3 separate regions of the Homo sapiens genome follow, and regions 1 and 3 are each linked to region 2. The links are chromatin loops, found by intact Hi-C in ENCODE. Cell type or tissue: heart right ventricle. All regions are shown on one strand. Region 1 overlaps STX8 (syntaxin 8). Region 2 overlaps STX8 (syntaxin 8). Region 3 holds the start of LOC101928266 (a long non-coding RNA gene).

Region 1 (8,000 bases), 64 kb after region 2:
TTTGGAGCAGTGTACTGTGTCCTGTAATCCTAGCGCTTTGGGAGGCCGACTTGGGAGGATCACTTGAGCTCAGGATTTCAAGACCAGCCTGGGCAACATGGTGAGACCCCCATCTCTACAAAAAATACAAAAAATTAGCTGGGTACGGTGGTGTGCGCCTATAGTCCCAGCTACTTGGGAGGCTGAGGCAGGAGGATTGTTTGAGCCTGGAAGATGGAGGGCTTCGGTGAGCTACGATTGTGCCACTGCACTCCAGCCTGGGTGACAGAGCAAGATCCTGCCTAAAAAAAAAAAAAAAGAAAAACAACAAAAAAAAACTTGGGGCTTCATAATCCAGGTTGTCATACTCCTGGTGATGCTAAGTTTGATCACTTTTTTCAAGTGTCTTTCCTCCTTAATAATTAATAAATAATCTGTGTGGTGATACTTTCAGACTGTGGTTATCCTGCTTCCCATATCTTTTCACCCAATAGTTTTGGCATTGATGGTCAATCCTGAAACAATTACTGGTGGTTGCAAAAGCTGTTTTTCTAATTTTATCTTTTTTTTTTAATATATCTTAGCTGGGAGAAAGAGCCTCTCCCCATCCTTACTCCCACTTTTTTTTTTTTTTTTTTTGAGACGGAGTCTTGCTCTGTGGCCCAGGCGGGAGTGCAGTGGCGCAATCTCGGCTCACTGCAAGCTCCGCCTCCCGGGTTCACGCCATTCTCCTGCCTCAGCCTCCCGGGTTCACGCCATTCTCCTGCCTCAGCCTCCCGAGTAGCTGGGACTACAGGCGCCCGCCATCACGCCCGGCTAATTTTTTTGTATTTTTTTAGTAGAGACGGGGTTTCACCGTGTTAGCCAGGATGGTCTCGATCTCCTGACCTCGTGATCCACCCGCCTCGGCCTCCCCCTTACTCCCACTTTTTTTTAAGTATCACTGTGGATACGCAAACTCATGGACTCATGGATGCATTTTTCAAGTTCAGTATCTATAATCCATTAACATTGTTATTCTTTTTATTGCTCCAATTGCCTCCATTTTTTTTTTCAGACTCTTTTTTCAGGGTCTTACTCTGTTGCCCAGGCAACAGTGCAGTGGTGTGATCAAAGCTCACTGCAGCCTTTAACTCCTGGGCTCAAGTGATCCTCCTGCCTCAGCCTCCCTGGTAGCTGGGACTACTGGCATGCACCACCACACCAGGCTAGTTTTTAAATTTTTCTTTGGTAGAGACGGGGTCTGACTATGTTGACCGTCAGACTGGCCTTAAACTCCTGGCCTGAAGCAATCCTCACACTTTGGCTTCCCAAAGTGCTGGGATTACAGGCATGACTGCCCCAAATGTGACCTGTGGGAGTCCCTATAAGTCAGCTCCTGTGTTCTTTTACATAGCCCCATCATTGTTTGTGCGCTTCCTTGATCTCAGACCCAAGATGTTCTAGGCTTGCCTTTTATCTTCCTGTCCCAGATTTAGACTCAGTTGCTCCTGCAAAGAGTCTTAGTTTCTTTTGGGAGTGAATAGTATTTAGAAACCAAGAACTGGGTGTAAACTGTGCTCATTACTACAGGAGTATCACTGCTTCTACATGCTTTCAGTGGTTAAAGTGGGCAATGTATTTATTTACTTAAAGTAGCAGCCCACCATGATACTTCCAATTCAAACCAAACACCATAAAGATCATTATTACTTTTCTCATTCACATTCACTATTTATCTCCCTAGTTCCCAATAACATCAATATATTTACTCACTTACTCTCCCCAACTAATACACAAAGCAGATCCAGAATTACTCTAATATCACTCTAAACAATAAATCTACTTAGTAGAATTCAAGATTTCTGCAATTCAATGTCCTTAAAAATATCCAACTAAGGGTGCGTAAAGTATATTTAAGTCACTTACATTCTTCTTTACTGAATACATTCTCTGTATTTTAAATTAACAGATTTTTCTTTCCTATTTGTAAGTTTATTTCTCAAGATATAACAGAACCTACAAATGTAAAGAGCTTCAAAATTTTAACAACTATTTTATCAAAATGATTAATGTATAAGCTAAAAAGTCAAGTAATCCTAAAAAAAGGTTATAATAAAAACCAGTGATTTCTACCTGCTCCTTCTGACTTTCCTCCTCATCAAAAGCACTCACTTTTCACTTATTTTGGCTGTTTCTTCTGTTACTTATCTCCACACTTTTAAACTATATGCCCATACCATAATCTTTAAATTCCATCAATTTTAAATATTACACAGTCACCTTCTCTTTCATTATAGGAGTATTTAGCTCTCTTGTACTCCACCTCTTCAATCTCCCATCTACCCTATAGTTGAATCATATATTTTGATTAAATCAAACATCTAACAATTACGTTATCATGGCTATGTTTGTATTTACTCTTAACATACTATAATCATGCTTCCATTTCTGTATTACTTTTTGTTTTCCTGGAATTAATAATTGTCTCACTTTTTTTTTTTTTTTTTTTTTGAGATGGAGTCTCACTCTGTCACCCAGGCTGGAGTGCGGTGGTGAGATCTCGGCTCACTGCAACCTTCACCTTCTGGGTTCAAGTGATTCTCCTGCCTCGGCTTCCCGAGTGGTTGGGATTACAGGCCCGTGCCAACATGCCTGGCTAATTTTTGTATTTTTAGTAGAGACGGGGTTTCACCATGTTGGTCAGGCTGGTCTTGATCTCCTAATCTCATGATCCGCCTGCCTCGGCCTCCCAAAGTGCTGGGATTACAGGCAGGAGCCACCGTGCCCGGCCCATATTTACTCTTAACATACTATAATCGTGCTTCCATTTCTGTATTACTTTTTGTTTTCCTGGGATTAATAATTGCCTCTCTTTTTCAATTGCTTGAAATCCCTCCTACTAAATCTCATAACCTTCAGCAATCACTCAGTGTAATTTTTCACGCAGGAAAACATACCATCTATTTTCCCTCTTAGCTCTAGCTCTCTATTCTAGAACAGCTGTTCTCTTGGTCTGTTGTGCAGCCTTCCACTGCTGTCATCCTGGGAGTTGTCTTTACTTCTCTCCCTTGTTTCTGTCCTCCCAGATCTTCTTTCTAGGGTTAATATTTGTCAGTAGCTTCCTGCAATACTACCACCCCTGTTTTTGCTGAGATATTGGATGCCATTCTAAGTTCAGATCCTTTGAAAGTAATCTGTTGTCCCCTACCTCCCACCCCTAGGGAGGCAGAAACTTCTCTTTAACTGGGTGCTCTGAAATTTCATTATGTTGTGATTTGACATGGGTCTTTTTTTATTTCATTTCTTAAGCTGGATATTGATAATGGACTCTTTCAATAAATATGGTTACTCCTGTCTGTCAGTTCTTGGGAAATTTCTGGCATTATTTCCTTTGGTAATTTGTTGACTGTTGTTTTCTCATTGTGGCATTCCTACTCTTTCGATCTTGGATGGATCCTCTAATTTTGATATCTTCCTGTGTCTTTTGGTTCTACTTTGTGGAACTTTTTTTTTTTTTTTTTTTTGAGACATGGTCTCACCCTGTCACCCAGGCTGGAATGCAGTGGCACAATCACAGCTCACTGCAGCCTTGACCTCCTGGGCTCAAGCAATCTCCTCTCGCCTGTCTCCTGAATAGCTGGGACTACAGGCATGCACCACCACACCTAGCAATTTTTTTTTTTTTTTTTTTTGAGACGGAGTCTCATTCTGTCGCCCAGGCTGGAGTGCAATGGCGCAATCTCGGCTCACTGCAACCTCCGCCTCCCGAGTTCAAGCGATTCTCCTGCCTCAGCCTCTCGCCTCCCGAGTAGCTGGGATTACAGGCGCGCTCCACCACTCCTGGCTAATTTTTGTATTTTTAGTAGAGATGGGATTTCACCATGTTGGTCAGGCTGGTCTCGAACTTCTGACCTCGTGATCTGCCCGCCTCAGCCTCCCAAAGTGCTGGGATTACAGGCGTGAGCCACTGCACCCGGCCACCTAGCTAATTTTTAAAAACTTTTGTAGAGACAGGGTCTCGCTATTTTGACTAGGCTGGTCTTGAACTCCTGGGGTCTAGCAATCCGCTCACTTCAGCCCTCCAAAGTGCTGGGATTACAGGCAAAAGCCACCAGGCCCAGCCCATCTCTTCAACTTTGAAACTGCCAGGAGTGACCACTGATCCTTCCCATTCATTGCTTTTTTTCACAGACCACCTCTCAGTTCCTTCTTTTACAGAGAGAAAGAAAGGAAGTAGCTGAGGGATGTAAGCCAACTTAACTAGAAGACATTAAGTTCAGTTGTTCTACATTTGTTCACATCTAAAATTACTTAATATGTAGGTGGTAGGTCCATTTGTCAAGCAGTAGAAATAGCATCGTTCCTTCCAGTAGCTCAGTGTGACAATACTGTTTCTTCTATTAAAACAATGTCTGCATTTTGGGGTTTGCAGAAATTCACTGTTTGGCATGACTTTAAGAATAGCTCTAACCAAATGGTCCATGAGAATACATAAAAACCTTTTTCAGTTCAACAGGTCCACGAAGAACCCAATAATTCTGAAAGAAACATCGAAGGCTGGAAAAACATGTCAGATGATTGTCAGGAGAATATATGTTGCACATCTCAGTGGTGCCCATGTAAGCTGCCTATATGCCAGGTATGACCTGGTGTCTGCCAGCTCCACACCTGCCCTTCTCTGCTCAGTCATGCTGGGGCTTGGAGTCTGTGAACTACCCTTCCCAGGCTCCCCTGCCAGCTGGCTTCCTGTTATGTTCTGCCAAAATAAGGCACTGTCAGGAGTTCAGAAAGCAAGAAGAGGGGTGAGGCTGTTCCTCTTCCTCTCTTTCCCCATCTGCTTCTGGCAGCATCTCTGCAAGTGTCTGTATTCTAACAGTGTTCCCCATGGCAGTGGCAGCCTCTCTTTGGCAGTCCCAGAACGAGCAAGGCAGGCCTGCTTCTGCTGCAGCCCAGGGGCCAGGTCCTAGGCATCTCTAGCACTGGCTGAGCGGCAATCCCAGGAGTACTGTGGTGTGCAGCAGCGCATTTGCATCTTTGCTCTCCTAGGCTTAAGGGTGGCAGCTGCTTCACACAAGGACTAATTTCTGGATTACTGCACCTTCCCCTTTTCATTCTCTCCATCCTTTTAACAGTTTTTTTTTTTTTTTTTTTTTTTTTTAGGCAAAGTCTTGCTCTGTCACCCCGGCTGAAGTGCAGTGGCATGATCTCAACTCACTGCAACCTCCGCCTCCCAGGTTCAAGCAATTCTCCTGCCTCAGCCTCCTGAGTAGCTGGGATTACAGGCATGTGCCACCATGCCTGGCTAATTTTTGTATTTTTAGAGACGGGGTTTCGCCATGTTGGCCAGGCTGGCGGTCTCAAACTCCTGATCTCAGGTGATCTGCCTGCCTTGGCCTCCCCAAATGTTGGGATTATAGGCGTGAGCCACTGCGCCCGGCCCTTCTAACAGTATTCTAACAAGTTGTTTGCATTCTGTCTCCTCTGAGTGAAATACCTAGTATGGTTATTCTTTTTCCTGATTGGCTCCCAACTGACGGAACCTCTCTGAGGGATTTAAAAAATAAGAAGAAAAAAAGACTGGCCAGGCACGGTGGCTCACGCCTGTAATCCCAGCACTTTGGGAGGCCAAGGCAAGGTGGATCACCTGAGCTCAGGAGTTTGAGAACAGCCTAGCCTGTGGTTTTGTAGAAAACTCCATCTCTACAAAAAATACAAAAAGTAGCTGAGTATGGTGGTGTGCACCTGTAGTCCCAGCTACTTAGGGGGCTGAAGCCAGAGGATCTCTTGTGCCCAGGAGGTTGAGGCTGCAGGGAGCTGTGATCATGTCATTTCATTCCAGCTGGACAACAGAGTGAGACTCTGTCTCAAAAAAATAAAATAAAATAAAATATAAAAAATTAAAATTTTTAAATACTCCAGAAGTCTTAATTTTCAGAAAGAGTGAAGGGCGCAATGCCTCATCTATGGTTATGATTGCAAAAGTACAAACTGATTTCAATTGTTTTATTGACAAAGTCATACATCTCTAGAAGATGACAGTTTCTCTAATGTGAAGTCCCAAATTCAAGAGGATTTCCATTAGTTTCCAGAATAAGTAGCTAAGTGCACAACAGCCCTCTCTGTAAAGTTTGACTGCTACAAAAATAAGAAAACTGGTTTGCATGCTGCTAAGATGACCGAACACAAAAACATCTTTTAATAAGGAGCTGAAACCAAGTTGGGAGAAGGCTGCTTCAGTCTTCAATTTTTAGGTGCAGTGGCTCACACCTGTAAATCCCAGCACTTCAGGAGGCCAAGGTAGATCGTTTGAAACCAGGAGTTCAAGACAAGCCTAGGTAAGAAAGCGAGACTTCATCTCTACCAAAAAAACAAACAAAAAAATTAGCTGGGCATGGTGGTGCACACCTGTAGTTTCAGCTACAGGGGACGAACTCCAGGGCTCAAGTGATCCTCCTGATAGCTTAGCACAGAGGTATGACCATGCCACTGCACTCCAGCCTGGGCAACTGAGCGAGACCCTGTCTCTAAACAGAAGGGAAAAAAAGGTCTTCAATTTTGCAAAAGGGCAGCCATGGTACACCACTCAGTTGTTCATTCACGGTCTTCAACCCACTTTAAAAGGCATAATGGAAATGACAAGAAAACAGATACAAAAGGTATTTTTAAGAGGATGCGGCAGAATGTATCATAAAGTTATTACACAGTAACAGTTTTTAAATGCACTTCTTGGGACTATTCCTGTGCTCCGTTATCTTCTAAACACACTTCCAGATGGCCCCATGTTCGGTGACACATTGAGGAGAGAAAGCGGCTGGTGAGGCCACACAAAAGAAACCGGAGGATGGCAGGGTGCTAGGAATGCTGGCTGAAGGGTGGGATGCAGCTTGGGCATGAGGCCTTTAAAAGGCATATTCTTGACCAAGATGATAAATAGAGAGGACAGTAATTAAGGGAGGAAGACTGGAACTGAGAGAAAACAGGAAAGGAGAGAGTAGGGGGAAAAGATTACAAAGAGAGAAGTGAGGATGAGTACAGGAAACTCCGGGAGCACCCAATACCCCAGGGCAGGAGATGTGATTTAAGGATGGGAACATTATGGCTGTATTTGATTGGCTTACATGTAATAGTCCCCAGCCCCTTGGGGGTCACCAGTGCTACAGGGAAACCTGGGTGGGATTATATCCAGCATCCTCTCAGTGGAACTAAGGCTTTTTTTTTTCTTTTTTTTTTTGAGATGGAGTTTTGCTCTTGTTGCCCAGGCTGGAGTGCAATGGCGCAATCTTGGCTCACTGCAACCTCCATCTCCCGGGTTCAAGAGATCCTTCTGCCTCAGCCTCCCAAATAGCTGGGATTACAGGCGCCTGCCACCACGCCTGGCTAATTTTTGTAATTTTAGTAGAGATGGGGTTTCAACATGTTGGCCAGGCTGGTATTGAACTCCTGACCTCAGGTGGAACTAAGGCTCTTGAGCCTGACTTTGGGCGTTAATACGCAGGAAAAGAGGTATTACTCTCTGTGGAAGTTATCACCTTCAAGATAAACACACTGGCCCTGGGAAGAAAGGTTGAATAGAGAGCCTGAAATCCCCAAAGAGAAATCCCTTGAAGGGCTCCTCTGAACTCCCATCACCCACAAACTTAAGAGTTTTCCTGGTATTCCACAATGCTGAGACATATTTTTTTTTTTTTTTTTTTTTTGGGACAGAGTCTTGCTCTGTCGCCCAGGCTGGAGTGCAGTGGTGCAATCTCGGCTCACTGCAAGCTCCGCCTCCCACGTTCATGCCATTCTCCCGCCTCAGCCTCCCAAATAGCTGGGACTACAAGCGCCGACCACCATGCCCGGCTAATATTTTTGTATTTTTAGTAGAGACAGGGTTTCACCGTGTTAGCCAGGATGGTCTCGATCTCCTGAGCTCGTGATCCGCCCGCCTTGGCCTCCCGAAGTGCTGGGATTACAGGTGTGAGCCACCGTGCCTGGACTGTGATAGGAGTTTTAATTTTCTCTGGTTAATGAAATTTCAGGGAAGGGATCAAAGGTGA
Region 2 (8,000 bases):
AAAAACCAACCTTCCCCCTGAAAAAAAAAAAAACAGAAAAAGGAATCCAATGACAAGATACAACGCAAAGAACAGAAGAAAATGTGAAAGAAACAATAATTACAATTATCATAGAGATAAAATATGTAATATCTATGAAATTAGAACAGAATAAATTAAAAAATCAGAAAGCCTTGGAGTGAAAAAGGAAGACAGCAGCTATAAAGAATTTCAATGGGCCGGGCGCGGTGGCTCACGCCTGTAATCCCAGCACTTTGGGAGGCCGAGACGGGTGGATCACGAGATCAAGAGATCGAGACCATCCTGGCTAACGCGGTGAAACCCCGTCTCTACTAAAATGACAAAAAAATTAGCCGGGCGTGGTGGCAGGCGCCTGTAGTCCCAGCTACTCGGGAGGCTGAGGCAGGAGAATGCCGTGAACCCGGGAGGTGGAGCTTGCAGTGAGCCGAGATCGCGCCACTGCACTCCAGCCTGGGTGACAGAGTGAGACTCCGTCTCGAAATAAATAAATAAAATAAATAAATAAATAAATAAATAAATAAAAGAATTTCAATGGAAGAATTTTAAGACTCACTTGAAGAAATGAACAAAACAACCAAAAAATGAAAGACAGAAGAGAAAATAAGGAAATTCAAGGATTAAACTATGAAACCCAATATCCAATTAAGGGGTGCAGCAGAAGGAAAGAAAAGAGAAAACACAGGAGGTAATCATGAAAGCTATAAGAAAATGTTTTGAGAACTGAAGGACATGAATTTTCAAACTGAAGCGTTCACAAAATACCCAACACAATAACGGGGGTAAGCGGGGAAGTTATGCTAAGGCCTTCTGTGTGAAATTTAGGATGCTGGGACTAAAGAGATGCTCCTAAGAGCAAAATAGGATGTACAACAAGGTTCTGGAATCAGACAGGCACTGGACTTCTCTATGGCAATACCGGAAGCTAGTAGTCAAGGCAAGATGCCTCCAAAATTTGGAGTGCAAATTGTTTCCGGCCTAAAATTTTATATGCAGTCAATCAATCAACAACAAGGGAGATAATAAAGATAGTTTTGGACAAGTACTATCTCAAGAAAATTTATTTCCCAAGTACTCTTTCTTAGAAAGCTAGGGGAGGCTTAAGGGGGTAAATCAAGCAAGAAAATGAGTTCCAGGAATGAAGGGCTCCAAAAGAAGAAAGAGTTGATGGAAAGTCTCAAGAAGATATTAAGAAGGCCTAGCAGAGGAGTGCTGTCCTAGACAGCTACCAGTTTGGACTGGTTTAGAAGGACGAGGACTCCAGGAGAGCTGACCCCAAGGAAAATATAAAAAAGACAGATTATTTGATGTGCATCTGACGATACCCACAAATTTTTTTTTTTTTTAGTTTGGTAGTAATTTAGGGCAAGAATTATAATAGACAAAGGGGAAAATCCATCCTGGCTAACATGGTGAAACCCCATCTCTACTAAAAAAAAAAACAAAAAATCAGCTGGGTGTGGTGGCGGGCGCCTGTAGTCCCAGCTACTCGGGAGGCTGAGGCAGGAGAATGGCATGAACCCGGGAGGTGGAGCTTGCAGTGAGTCGGGATCGCGCCACTGCAGTCCAGCCTGGGTGACAGAGCAAGACTCCGTCTCAAAAAAACAAAAACAAAACAAAACACACAAAGGGAAAAATGACAATAAGTTCCAAAAAAACACAAAATATTGCATGAGAAAGGAGATCTAATTACAATAAACTACGTAGCTCTGTTAATGATATTGATATGGTCAAAATGAAAACAATGAGTGATAACTAACAATTGTAGTTTAACTCTGTTGGTAGCACAGAGAAAGAAGTGTGAGTGCCTGAGCATGTGTGTGGGCGGACAATGAAAGAACTAATCATTTCCCACAGGAGGAAGTTAAGAGACAGCTTCTAGAATTGCAAGCAAATCGAGTCATGTCAGTACAAGTACATTATTTAGAAATAAGAAAGCAAAACCAAGAAGAGAGTGTGAAAGAGTTGAAAGTACCTTCCTTTGGAGAGTGGGGTGTAGGGGAAGGAAGGTGAAACAGGTGACTCTTGCTTTCTGTTTTCTCTTTTGAAATACACCCTGCACTATTTGTCTTTTTAAATTATGCCATTATTTTGACTCATCACCAGGTGAAAGTCTATGTCAAATGCATGCCACTGTGTGTGGATTGAGGGCAGGTGTAGGGCAGGATGGGGGTGAGTGCCACCTGCATCTGAACGCCATGGAACACGCAGGTATTGGGTGTTAGAGACAGAAGAGAACACACATTCATTACACTCTCCTCTTGGCTGCTCAGCAAGCACGTGTGCGCGTATACGCACAAACACACACACAGGTATATACAATTTCAAGCAAATTTGATACATTTATCAAAATATAATTATCCCAAGCACAACCAAAACTGCATTCACTTCCTTCCCAACGGGAGAAAAATCTCAAATCACATCTTGCTACAGTATAGCGAGGGAAGGAGGGGCCTCTGTGGTACAAGTCCCAGATCTCTGGTTAATGGTCATCTTCTCAACCCAGTTCATAAATAGTTCTCCATATTATGACCAAGTAATTTAGTTATTTCCAATATATCCGATATATACCTGTAGACAAATGCCCTGAGGATGCTACCAAAAGCTCCTGTTTGGAAAAGGGGAAAGGCACACATTGCCACCCAGTCCAGGACGTACATGCTTCTTATTAGGGTGCAGTAACCCTGTCCCCTGGGAGGCTCATTCTTGTCTAATGTCCTCTGCTGAAAAAGACAACCCTTTGGGGGTTTCCGCACTACCTAAGGTCAGCTTCAAAAAGGGAATGTTGCATAGCCATGGTGAACATGGAACAAGTTCTAGGAAGAAATGAGGATCCAGAAGTAGAATCAACCCGAACAAATATTACTGTCAACCAAATAGAGTTTGTGTGTGTTGTATAAAATCACTGTAGAATTATATGCTTCAATTACTGAGATTAAATATTCAGTATCAGGAAAAAGCTTGCCTTTCTTAAAAAGTATGTTTTGGCTGGGCGCAGTGGCTCACACCTCCCAGCACTTTGGGAGGCCGAAGCCGAAAAGTCACCCGAGCCGAGGAGTTCACGACTAACCTGGGCAACATGGTGAAACCTCGTGTCCACTAAAAACACAAAACATTAGCTGGGTGTGGTGGTGGGTACCTGTAGTCCCAGCTACTCAGGAGGGAGGGAGGATCACCTAAGCCTGGGAATTTGAAGCTGCAGTGAGCCATGATCACGCCACTGCACTCCAGCATGGGCGATGGGAGTGAGACTCGGTCTCAAAAAAAAAAAAAAAAAAAGTATGTTTCTTTCCTTTCCTATTAAATACTTCCATTGTGGTACACATCATATTTCCCTTTCTGTGTTGGTTTTCCAAGATTCTATCCTCAGTGCTAAATTTAATGCTCAAATATGGTATTAGTTTAGGAATTGGACATATTTTATTTACGTTCTCTTCTACATGTAAACATTTTCTATTCTTTAACAGCTTTGAGATTTTATATATACATACATCTTTTATTGTAAACTACCCATGTCCTCTTTGGAATACATAGGTCACAAATTATAAATAAAATCTATCTTGGGATAGGATTTGAGCTATCTTTGCTAAACTGCCCTACAAGATTCCTAGAGATTGAGGTTGGGGAAGAAACTGGGCTTTGAACAGTCCAAAGGCTCCGCTAGCCAGTCTTTATTGCTTGCTGTTTTATCTTAAGTCTGGTTCTGCAGGCTAAACTCTGTGAACGTATTCATTTATTTATGCTTTTGTGTATATTTTGGTGTTGTTTCCAAGGAAAAGTTCTCTTTCAAATCCTCCCGCCTTGCCTTAGTTGAACTAAGGAGAAGTGGGATTTTCTCCTGTGTTGATGTGTTCCTGAGTGTTGGATGGGGTGCTGCCAGCTAACCAGACCAGGACTAGAGCTAAGGAAGAAGCTGCTGGAGCTGGGGCAGAGGCACTGGGAATCCAGGAGGTACAGGACTGGCCCAGAGGTGGATGGACGGAGTCCCTGCCCACAGGGCAATTCCTTTACACAAAGAAGAACCTCAGACAAATAAATGGGTACTAAACATATGAACGATATAAGGGTAGAGCAAAGGCATCCTGGAAGTCAGTGTCACGGTCTCCACCGTGGGGCCTGTCCGTGGGGCTTCAGCATTCACTGGCGTGGGAGACCTGCAGCTTAGGTGTGTCACCACCGTGTGGTGGAAGGGAGAGTGACAGGCATACAGAGCCCAGTGGGTTCCCAGTTCAGAGATTTATGGTGCTTTTCTAAGCCACAGCTTGAACAAAAATAGAATCTGTTTATTAAACTTGTCTCTTTCATAACACAACACAGACTTCAGAAAGATAACTTTACAGCAGACAAAATAAAGAGGAGGCACTCATATTTCTCCAGCTACCTGCTAATGGCTAATCTCGAGCATGCTTTATTCTGAGGCCTACAGGAAGGAGTTTCCTCCTCTCACCTCCAACTAAAAAGAATCCCCTTTCTTTACTTTGGCATTGAACCCCTTCAGCAGCACAGCTCACAGTCCTGGCCCTGGCTTACTAGGGCTTGCAGAATCATCTTGCTTCACCAAGCTGGTTTGGAAGCAGCAGAATTTCCTCTTGAGCCAACAAGTCTTCCCCTCGCTGAATGCTCTCTGGCTGTTTCTAAGAATGTGCTCTGCAGTTCCCATGCCCCAAGTCCTCAGATGCCACTAGCTATTCAGCTCTCATGCCCCCCATCTTCTCTCCAAACACAAGGCCTTACACCCAACCAGCAAGCAACTCTAGGAAGATTATTTTCAAGACAGATTAAAGTAACCTGACAGAAAATAGAACAAAACATGAATATCCGGTATCATCATGGATACTGGTTGGTTAAGCAAATTTAAATTCATTTCACCAATATTATTGAATTGGGTACAATCACTAAATAACCACTGGGACACAGCAGCCAGGGACCTCCATGTCTCCTAGGTAGATAAAGAAAAATAATAATGAATAGTGAGAGCATTTACAAAGTGCCAAGCATTGTTCTGAAGAATACACATGCTATAATTCATTTCACCCTCACAAATCTCCCAATGTTGGGTAGATCCCATGAATACTTCTAGTTTCTAGGCAGTATTCTAGGAGTATCTAAGGGATGCTCGAGGTCTCACAGCTGGTAACCAATGGAGCTGGATTCCAATCCAGAAAGTCAGATTGTAGACCCCTCAAAACAGTGTCTGCAGCCACTGCCTTACACGGCTTCCTGGGGAAGTCATCCCCTACCTGTAATCAGCTTATGAGGACCTCACAGAAGATGTGGAATTTTAGAGACTTTTTTTTTTTTTAATGAGAACATTATAACTTGGGCATGAGGTAGCTATGAAGAATTCTCAAAGACCTGATTAAGGTCCTTGGATAAGTGATGACAGTGAGATAGGAGGTGTAAGAAGGTCCGGCGGTCTACCCAGAAAATGTTACCATAAAAATAGAATACTGTCATTAATTTTGAAGTGAATACGACACTTTGTACTTTGCAAAGAACCGTGACATATATGTTATCCATTTTAAGCTTTGCAGTAACCCCAGATGTCATGTTTAACTTTTTATGTGGTCACCATTTATAGTACTTTTTTTTTTTTTTGAGATGGAGTCTCTGTCTGTCGCCCAGGCTGGAGTGCAGCGGCACGATCTTGGCTCACTGCAAGCTCCGCCTCCCGGGTTCACGCCATTCTGCTGTCTCAGCCTCCCAAGTACCTGGGACTACAGGCACCCGCCACCACGCCTGGCTAATTTTTTTTTTGTATTTTTAGTAGAGACGGGGTTTCACCGTGTTAGCCAGGATGGTCTCGATTTCCTGACCTAGTGATCTGCCCGTCTCGGCCTCCCAAAGTGCTGGGATTACAGGCGTGAGCCACTGCCCCTGGCCCAAGTCTTATTTTCTCCATCTTATAGATGAAGCAAATGATGAAGATTCCACGGCTAGCCTAGAGGTGGCCTAGGGTTTGGGTCTTCTGATGTCTATTGCAGTGCTGTTGGTCACATCTTGCTAATTTGGCCCCAGGGTCAGCAAAGAACTCTTAGTGAGAGAGATGGCGTAACACAAGATAGGAAGGAAAGGAAAGATATGAAGTCTGGCTGGAAGGCCTAATGGTGATAAAGTGAAAGAGGAAGAGAACTCGTATTTTCTGAGCCCTTACTATGTGCAAAACCCTATGGTGGGCCTCAATGGCTCAGGAAAGCTGGAAATACAACAGAATCACTGAAAGAGAAGATTCCTGCATGGAAGGCAACTGTTGCTTCTCCATCAGGATCAGCTCTGAGTGAGGGTGGAACATCTGAAGCCAGGCGTTTCATAAACAGGAGCTTTGGCAGTCTTACACTCTTTAGAGCAGACAACAAGGAGCAGACAGGAATCAGGAATCGCTCCTTAGAGACTTCCAGGGATGGGAAGAATGCATGGGAAAGGATTCTTAAGAAGGTGTGTGCAGAGGAGGGTACTTCATTGATGAAACATAAGGAAGAACTAGGGGCCAGGGAAACTCTAGTGTTGGTAAGCATTATGGACTGAATCGTATCACCCCAACATTCATATGTTGAAGCCCAAATCCTCAATGTAACTGTATTTGGAGACAGGAACTTTGAAAATGTAATGAAAATGAAAATGAGGTCATAAGAGTGGGGTACTAGTCCAATAGGACTGATGTCATTATAAGAAGAGGAAGAGACACCAGAGGGCTCTTTCCTTCTCTGAACTTGCATACTCTGAGCATGCACAGAGGAAAGGCCACGTGAGCACAGAGCAAGAAGGCAGCCATCTGCAACCCAAGGACAGAAGCCTCAGCAGAAACCGACCCTGCTGGCACCCTGATCTTGGATTTCTAATCTCCAGAATTCTGAGAGAATAAACTTCTGTTGGCTAAGCAACCCCGCCTGGTATTTTGTTATGGCAGCTTGAGCAGACTAATGGAGTGAGCCTTGTTGGCCCTGCCACCTCCCTGGCTCTTGGCCAACACTAATTTATATTTGAAAACTCAGAGTCACCTCTTCTATGAGGTCTTTCTCATTCATCCTAGCCATTTCTTCCTTGATGCCTCCTCTCTATGTGAAGGGATCTTATCTTAGAACCCATAACACTTTATTGACTTAGTCTTTTTTAAAACAAGCCTAACTGTTCCTATTAGACTCCGAGCCCCTTGAAAGAAGAGACCACCTTAGTCAACTTTATAGTCCTGGTCCCTAGCATGTAGCAGACATTCAATAATTGTTTATAGACAAATTAAAGAAATGAACAAATCTAGGATATTATCTTGAAAATGTAGGCTGGGACCAGGCACGGTGGCTCACACCAGTAATCCCAGCACTTTCGGGAGCTGAGGCGGGCAAATCACGAGGTCAGGAGTTCGAGACCAGCCTGGCCAACAGGTGAAATCCCGTCTCTACTAAAAATACAAAAAATTAGCTGGGCGTGGTGGCAGGTGCCTGTAATTCCAGTTACTCGGGAGGCTGAGGCAGGAGAATCACTTGAAACCAGGAGGCAGAGGTTGCAGTGAGCCAAGATCGCGCCACCGCACTCCAGCGTGACGACAGAATGAGATTCCGTCCCCCCTCCCCCCCAAAAAAAGGAGGCTGGGTGCAGTGGCTCATGCCTGTAATCCCAGCACTTTGGGAGGCCAAGACAGGTGGATCACCTGAGGTCAGGAGTTCGAGACCAGCCTGGCCAACATGGTGAAACCCCATCTCTACCAAAAATACAAAAAATTAGCCAGGTGTGGCCAGGCGCAGTGGCTCATGCCTGTAATCCCAGCACTTTGGGAGGCCAAGGCGGGCGGATCACGAGGTCAGGAGATTGAGACCATCCTGGCTAACACGGTGAAACCCTGCCTCTGCTAAAAATACAAAAAATTAGCCGGGGGCGGTGGCGGGTGCCTGTAGTCCCAGCTACTCAGGAGGCTGAGGCAGGAGAATGGCGCGAACCCGGGAGGCGGAGATTGCAGTGAGCCGAGATCGTGCTACTGTACTCCAGCC
Region 3 (8,000 bases), 110 kb before region 2:
CCTCACTGCACCAAGCAAGCTGCTGCAGTCGACCTCCCTGACCTCCACAGCAGCCAGGGAGCAGCCTGGCCCACGCCGTGGGGCCTGTCCACAGGGCCTCGTCTACCCCTACGTTCTTTGTGGATGGCGTCCACCTATGCAGACTGATACTACTCAAAGCAGAGAAGACTGTCTCCCCCAGCCCAGGAGGGCCACAGGCAGATGCAGCCCTTTGGCATGAGCTGTAGGACTTGGAGTCACATGGAGCCTCACAATTGGCTCCAGGGTTCAGCCCTCCCTGGGGAAACTTGGCAAGATTTCCACATTCACTGCTGGGGCAATGTCCCGGGATTCAGGGCAGGGTGTTTTCTCTGTCTGTTGCATTCCTCTGTCCCTTGGAAGTCTTGTGAGGACTAGGAAGGGAGTTTCCCATCAGACTTTGGGAGGGATGCCTTCAGCACTTGCTGTGTGAGCCCTTTCTTCTTCTGGACTGGAACAGAGGGCACCCCCTGCATTGCTGTACAGGTGAGGAGGGGGCTGCTGATGGGGCCGGCCTCCCTTCTCTGACCTCGTGCCAGCCTTCTGAGGGCTCTTAGGACCTGCAGCACTTCCTGCTCAAGGCCTCTGCCAGTGCCCTTTTGAGAACAGCCCTCAGATGGTCTGTGAGCTGTGAGACCTGTTGGGAATCAGAGCCAGCAGGGGCTCTAAAGATCATGGAAGCTGAGAGCTGCTCTGCTGGCCTGTGGGGGTTTTGGGGACCCTCAGAGACATGGCCTGCCATGGAGAAGGTTTTCCTCTTCCAGCAAAGGTGGTGACTTCCACAGGGAGCCAGGGGATGAAAGAGCTGATTGGTGGAGTGGTGGGGCAGTCTTCCTTCCCATGAGTACAGGACAGGCCTAGGAGGGTCCTGGAGAAGAAGATGCTTACCTGAGGCTCCACACAGGTGTGTTAGTCAGTGCAGGCTGCAAAGTGCCTCAGACTGATTGGCTTAAACAACAGAAGTTTATGTCTCATAGTTCTGGAGGCTGGAAGTCCAAGATCAAGGTGTCAGCAGGGCTGGTTTTGTTCCAAGAAACATCTGCTCCAGGCCTCTTTCCTTGGCTTGCAGATAACCGTCTTCTCCCTGTGTCTTCACAGGGTCTTTCCACTGCACTCATCTGTATCCCGATGCCCTCTTCTAATAAGGACACCGGTCATGTTGGATCAGGTTCCACCCCAGTGACCTCACTTTAAATTAATCAGCTCTTTAAAGCCCCTATGTCCAAATACATCCAACTTTGAGGTACTGGGGATTAGAGTTTCCGCATCAGCATTGTGTGTGGCAGGGAGTACACAGTTTAGCCCATAGCACAAGGTCAGGCCAGAAGCGGAACTTCAGGACTGGCCAGAGGCCTGGGTGGTGGCTGTGGTGGTGTCTGAAGTGAGGGTGGGGCTGTGGCTGTTCTGTCTCCCCTGTCCTACCTGAAGCTGCTCCAGAGGAGCTCATGCCCAGCTGGCTTTCCTGTCCTCTATGGGCACGTGGCCTTGGATCACTGCCATTTGAAGGTCCTGCCTGACCTCAAGAGCCCCTGGAGCCAGAGTCCTCAGGAAAAGTAGCCAGACCTCTGGATAGGAGCCCAGGACAGACTTCTGGAAAGCCTTAGTATGTGCTTCAGTGGAAAGGGTGCCAGGCTCAGGAGTGTGTCTCCTCCCTGGCAGAGCCCAGGAGCCTTCAGGGATCCCTTCAGAGAGTGTCAGAGGGAGTGGGAAAAGGCAGCTACTTGGGCACAAGAAACTGACGATGAGAACCACCTGCCATCCAGGTCAGCTTTGCCAGGGCTCTCGGAAGTCCCTGGGTACTCCCTCTCTTCACCGACAAACCAAATCTCAACAAGATTCTGGCACCATGCAGGTGGGTGCTGGTGCAGGCAGGGCCAGCAGTAAGGGTGTACGGAAGGCCCGGTGTGCCCTGCAACAGGAGCCCTTTCCCCTGCCCTCTTGCCAAGACACTGAGGAACGGCAGCAGAAGGGGCGATGGTCAAAGGGTGGGGGCTGCTGCCCTGGTTCCTTTGGACCCAGCAGGGAGGCAAAAACCTTAGCCTGTTAAGTTGTAAGTCACTTCAGTGGGACTTTAGAGGGAGACCTCTGTCCTTACAGGTGAGCCACCGGTGGTCCAGAGAGAGAAAGGCACTAACCCAGGGTCACTGGGAGGGTGGGGCGCCAGACCTGGATCCCCTCTTACCTGTCTGAAAGCGCGTGGGTCACCTGAGCTGTCTGTCCCTGTCTCATGACCCAGAGCAAGGACCGCGTGGGTTCTCTGCTTCACTGGGAGGCTCTCCAGCCTGCGGTTTCATGGGAAACCTGATCTTGCCGTGTTCTCAGGGACCTGGGCTTCCGTCTGGCCTCACCTTTCTCTTTATGGAAAAAATCCCCGGGTTGATTGTTTCCCATGGCCAGGTGCTGCCTGCTCCTTGCACACGGGGTGACCTGCCATGGAAGGGATTGACCTCCCTCTGAAAAAAGTGGCTGACTTCCAGGGACATGGGAGCCACCCAGCGGCTTCCTATGGCGGAAGATGTTCTGACCCAGACCACGTTCTCAGAGGAATTAGGGAGGCTCTCTCTTTGTCTCCCTCACCAGACACCCCCACCACCTCCCCTGCAAAGGAAAAGACCTCCACTCACCTAACTGCCACCTTCTCCCCAGCTCACTCCACACCTCCCCTCCCCTGCCCCCCCGTGGCCCTGTGTGTCTGTGTCTGTGTGTGTGGCTTTGTGGATCTGAGTATATGTCTGTGCGTGGGTGAGTTTGTAGATAAGAATCCGTGTGTTTGTGAGTCAATGTATGTAGATGAGAGCGAGGGAGGGAGAATTAGTAGGAGTCTGCTTGTATCTGTGTGTTTCTGGGAATATGTGTGAGTCTCTGTGTGTTAGTAGGAACTTTGATGTGTCTGTGTCTGTGTATATTTCAGGGTCAAGGGACTACAGCAGGATGCTTTTGACTTCCTCTTCCTCAAGGCCAGGGCCTGAGTCTTCCCTTGGGCTCAGCCTCTCTTCCTTTGGCACTGCCAGTCACATTCTCCCTTTCCAGGCCATAGTATGGCATTGCCATCTGTCAACTCTCCCTACACCTTGAAACTCAGACTTTGCACAGGGTATAATGGGGGCCATCTCGATTTGTGAATTTTTAGGAAAAGTTCTTTGGGTAATCTCCTTTGGCTGGAGATTGAGAATGAATTCCAGGCAAGTCTGTTAGGATTGCACTGGGTACAGGTAACAGAAAACCCACATCATATTATAAGATAGGAGCTTATTTCTCCTTGCAGAACAAGAAATACAAAGGGGGCCATTTAGAAAGGGTAGTTCCCTCAGAGATCCAGGCTCTTTCCACCTCTCCGCACAGCCCCCAGCTTTCTCCTGCAGTTGTCTTTTCTGGTCCCTGGCCTCCTCTGTGCTGTCACGCGCATTTCAGAGGGCTGTCGCAAGGACCAAGGGATTCGACACGTATGAGAGAGTGTGGATGTGCTAAGGAGTTTGCAGGAGTTGGCACGGGGCAGCTACTGCTGAAGAATACTCTGCCTTGGGCAGCCCCTTTGGGACCCTGATTGCCTCCCTTCCTAGAACAATGATCTGCTGGTGGGGAAACACAAGTCAGCCCGCTGCCTCCATAAACCAGAGGAATAGGTCAGATTCTTGCAGAATCTCAGAAAGATTTGGAAACCCAGGAGCAAGCATCAGCTCATGTTGAACCAAAGAGTGGGCCCTTAGGAAGCGTCTGCCGCACCCAGCAGACACAGTGGCCCTGCCATTACCGGGGACGGCCCTCACTCCGCCAGACCTCAGCTGGTGCCAGCCCAGGCAGCTAAGCGGGTCACCGGCTGTGGGGGAGAACAATGCACCATCCTGACTCCACCCAGAGTCTGCTCTGGGTCGGCCGCTGCCAAGATAAAGACAACCTGGGCCAATGAGGGTGTCCACGTGTGACTTGGCTCTGAACGTGCAGTGACCGAGCAACCTTTGGTGACCTCCCTTCAGCCAAATCCAAGGATCCAGAAGTTACTGGTGCACAGCTGTGTTCCATCAGCTCGGAGGGGAGAATGTCTTGGCATGAATCTTAGGATTACCAGCTGGCTAAGGGAGGTCAGCCGGCCTGAGGCCCTGATGCTCACGCTTGCATCAGGGGCTTCGAAGACAGTAGGAGCCTGTGCTGTGGCCCTTTGCATTCGCACGGCCGACTTAGAGGCACTGCCCATGCTCCATCTCCCTTCCTACCATGGACGAATTTAAGAGACCATAGGGAAAGGTCAGAGACCCTCTCCAGCCTCCCCTCCTCGCCGCCGCCTCTTCTGCACGTCTCCATGGGCCGTCAAGGCTGGATCTTTTCTTACTGTCGAGAGAGACAAACAACAGAGAATGAACTTGAATTTAGGGTACATCTAAGAAGACAATTTCCTAACAAAAGGCATTGCTTCTGGCTGGTCGCGGTGGCTCACGCCTGTAATCCCAGCACTTTGGGAGGCCAAGGCGGGCAGATCACCTGAGGTCAGGAGTTCGAGACCAGCCTGGCTGACGTGTTAAAACCCCATCTCTACTAAAAATACAACAAAATTAGCTGGGTGTGATGGTGGGCACCTGTAATCCCAGCTACTCGGGAAGCTGAGGCAGGAGAATCGTTTGAACCCGGGAGGCGGAGGTTGCAGTGAGCCGAGATTACGCCATTGCACTCTAGCCTGGGCAACAAGAGTGAAATCCATCTCAAAAGAAAAGAAAAACAACCCAGCATTACTTCTATCTATAAGAAGCAGCAGCAAGACTGGAGCAGTTCCATCAGCCTACAGGCAGGGAGCCCTGTAGGCTGCCCCCGTGCCAGGGCCTGTGCCCCCACCCTCCTCCCACCTGATGGGGGCACCCCCAGCCCTGGGACCCTCACTCTGAGTGATTCCAGGAGGTTTTGCATGTCCAGACACAACTTCAACAAACAATTCCTCACATTCTTCTCTTCTCCACCTTCCTCCCTCCCTCCTCTTCCTAATTCTCCTCATTGGCCACTCCTGGGCCCGAGGCCGGCTGGGCTGGGAGAGGTCGTGTTTTGAGCCACAGACTCCCGTGCTCACGCCCAGCAGTGCTTGCTGGGAAGTTCTAATCTGGCTGCTTCAGAGCCTCTGCTCTCACTTGCATTCTTGGGTTTTTTGGTCCTTTTGGAGGAGGAACAGATTAGCAGCCACGAGGGGACACCTGGAATTGCTGCCGGACGCCTTACTGCAGACGACTCCCCACTTCCAGCCTCCAGGATGGGGCATGGGCAGGACATTTGCCTTCTTCCTTCGGTGTTCCCCTTCCCCACCACACTCTGAGGCCACCGCCTAGCTTCAGGGAGGCAGGACTTAGCAGGGAACGCTGGTGTCCTGTGCCTACAGGTATAGCTGTTCTTGCCCTGAGCATCTGTGTTGGTGGGACATCCTCCTGAGGTCCTGTGGCTACTCTCTTACCAGAATTGGCTTCTTGGGACACAGCGACAGAGCCTCCGTGAAGCATGACAGGGTGGGCAACCCCACCTCTCCACCCTTTCAAGCCCAGGAGGAGGGTGGGGGGCCTGCTCTGTGGAGCCGTAGTTGCTGGCTTGAGAATCCCGGGCCTTGCTTCAGCTCCCAGCCTGGCCGTTCCCTTCCTGTGAGGCTCTGGGAGTTTCCTTTACCTCTCCCGTCTTTGTTTGCACATTTAATCAGGGCTTTAAGCTAAATGATCACCGTGACCCTCTCTAGTGCTACAGTTTATGGGTTTTGTGATTCAGAAGGCTGCCTGGCTGCAAAGTAGGGTCAGGTGTTGGGGGGCAGCAGCTGGGGGAGCCACCCCTCCCTGTGACTCCCTCTAACCTGGCAAACCCCAGAGCTTCACCAGGCCTCAAACCCCACTCCTCCCATGCCCTGGGTTGGCAAGAAAACTTGGGGGCAGGGAGCTGGTTGAGGACAGAGTGAAAACGCATAAGCCGACCCTGTCAAGGGAAGGTGTATCCCCCGATCCTGACTCCTCCACCCAGGCGTGATGAGGGCTACGGGCTCTGCCTTCCCGAGAAGGTATTTGAAAGCCTTCCTCCTGGGCTTCCAAAGGGCTTCTGCATTTCACTTTCCTGCTGCCAAAGCAGTCTCTTCAGGTCGGTCCATTTTGGTTTTTATTCTCCGTTTCCAGGTAGGTGGGTGGCCAGTGTCAGAGCTTCCGGAGTGCGTTTGGGCTTGGCTGGGCCTGCTCCCCATCGCTGCTCTTCCTCCAGGGCAGGGTCCATGGAGGCAGCCCTGGGTAGGGAAGGCTCTGCGGGGATGCACTGGCCGCTTCCCCCTTGTCTGACCCTCCCATTTTGTGTTCTCTGCAGCCTGTGATTGCCACCCTGTGGGTGCTGCTGGCAAAACCTGCAACCAAACCACCGGCCAGTGTCCCTGCAAGGACGGCGTGACGGGTATCACCTGCAACCGCTGCGCCAAAGGCTACCAGCAGAGCCGCTCTCCCATCGCCCCCTGCATAAGTATGTGTGGGGCACCCTGCTTTTCAAGTCTCTGGCTTTGTGGGGGACAGTGAGCTTTTGAGGATGCTAGTCACTGATGTTCAGTGGGTTCCTTTTTTGGTTGGTTGAGTCTCACTGTGTCGCCCAGGCTGGAGTGCAGTGGCACGATCTCAGCTCACTGCAACCTCTGCCTCCCAGGTTTAAGTGATTCTCCTGCCTCAGTCTTCCAAGTAGCTGGAATTACAGGCGCAAGCCTTCATGCCCCGCTGATTTTTGTCTTTTTAATAGAGATGGGATTTCGCTGTGTTGGCCAGGCTGGTCTTGAACTCCTGACCTCAGGTGATCCACCCACCTTGGCCTCCCAAAGCGCTGGGATTAGAGGCATGAGCCACCGCGCCTGGCCCATTCAGTGGGTTCTGTCTTCAATGTGCATTCCTGCATTCAAGGCCTCATGCTCAGTGAGTCCACGTGGGAGACCCCCCAAGCTCATAGAGTTCTTGCAGAAGCCACTGGGGGCTCAGCAGAGCCAGCCTGTCTGAGGCTGTCTATCCTGACAAACACTGAGTCTCCTGTTTCTGGGGAAAAGCAAGCCCCTCTCCTCAGCACTGGCCCCATTCTCACTGTCCACCTGGACCCTGGATCTGGGTGGGCCCATTCCAGGAGTGCTGTTGTCACTATTGCCGGAATGCCGGCATTCCCCCTGCCCCTGGTGGGTTCAGAACAGAAAGGACGGACAGCCCAGGGCCTTCGAGAGGAGCTGGGCAGGGCTTCCATGCACGGCACCTGTGTCCCTAATGAAGGATGATAGCAACCCTGAGGCGTTCCGTACAGCTGTTCGCAGGGGCTCGCTAATAGCAAATGACCAGGGTCCAAGCCTTGGTAGAGGGGGCTCAGCACCCATCCAGGGCAGAGCAGGTTGAAATAGCTTCACAACAACCTCCAATTGTCAGCCTCACAGTTTGTCAAAATCCTTCTGTCCATCCAGATTCTGCAAGGTGAACATTTTTAGACAGCTGGGAGGAAATCTGGGGTTCGGAAAACATGGGGGGAAAGCTGAGGTCTCCCGTCAGGGAATTAGGAGTTCTCAGGTTGCTCAGAAATGGTTGGAACCAACATTTCAAATTCCCAGGTGGAAAAATCAAGCCTAGACACGAGAGCTGGTGTTTCTGAATCAGAGGCTGAAGCCTTGGGAACTCTCATTTCCCAGCCTGTGCCTTCTCTCCTCCTCTAACAAAGGGCGGGCTGATGCCTGGCGAGAGCATTGTCCCTCCTTGGACAACCTGGGGCTCCATCCTGGAATTTTCGCTTGCTCTTCCCGAGGGAAGAGCTACAGGTGCCCAGACAGTGCCTGGGGGACTCGTGCCCTGTTTTGTCCCAGCTTGGGCAGCCATGGGCCCTGTGTGTGCATCCCAGAGCCAGGCTGACCTCAGGCACTGAGGTTGGGTGGTCACAATGACTCTGTGGCCATTGGCTTCGGCTCCATTTGTGGACTTGCAGGATTAGACTGGACCATTCAGATGTTGCCTCCAGGATGTTCCTGCTGGGAC

Evidence for each region. Peaks named below come from ENCODE experiments on the same cell type or tissue, not always from the same donor. Only the 100,000 strongest peaks of a DNase experiment are listed, where the experiment ranks them.
Region 1: a loop joins it to region 2, with 2.0 times the contacts of the local background. A loop is called at or near these places in 3 of 110 quality-filtered maps.
Region 3: a loop joins it to region 2, with 2.0 times the contacts of the local background. A loop is called at or near these places in 5 of 110 quality-filtered maps.

Annotation. Positions count from the first base shown.
Region 1 is chr17:9,351,868-9,359,867 of GRCh38, forward strand. All of the region lies in intron 7 of STX8 (syntaxin 8), which reads right to left. Among named protein-coding and RNA genes, the nearest start is that of STX8, 220 kb to the right of the region's middle. In heart right ventricle, no CTCF peak of the experiment used is centred here; a DNase peak (open chromatin) is centred at 4,821.
Region 2 is chr17:9,288,164-9,296,163 of GRCh38, forward strand. All of the region lies in intron 7 of STX8 (syntaxin 8), which reads right to left. Among named protein-coding and RNA genes, the nearest start is that of NTN1, 270 kb to the left of the region's middle. RefSeq lists an enhancer at 2,092-2,201. In heart right ventricle, CTCF peaks have their summits at 4,197 and 4,400; a DNase peak (open chromatin) is centred at 4,138; H3K27ac peaks cover 1,058 bases.
Region 3 is chr17:9,173,483-9,181,482 of GRCh38, forward strand. It overlaps NTN1 (netrin 1), which reads left to right. Exons shown (of 7, transcript NM_004822.3): 4 at 6,325-6,474. LOC101928266 (a long non-coding RNA gene) reads right to left here and starts at 5,636. Exons shown (of 4, transcript NR_110828.1): 1 at 5,447-5,636; 2 at 1-4,344. RefSeq lists an enhancer at 6,614-7,115. In heart right ventricle, no CTCF peak of the experiment used is centred here; DNase peaks (open chromatin) are centred at 198, 1,575 and 3,969.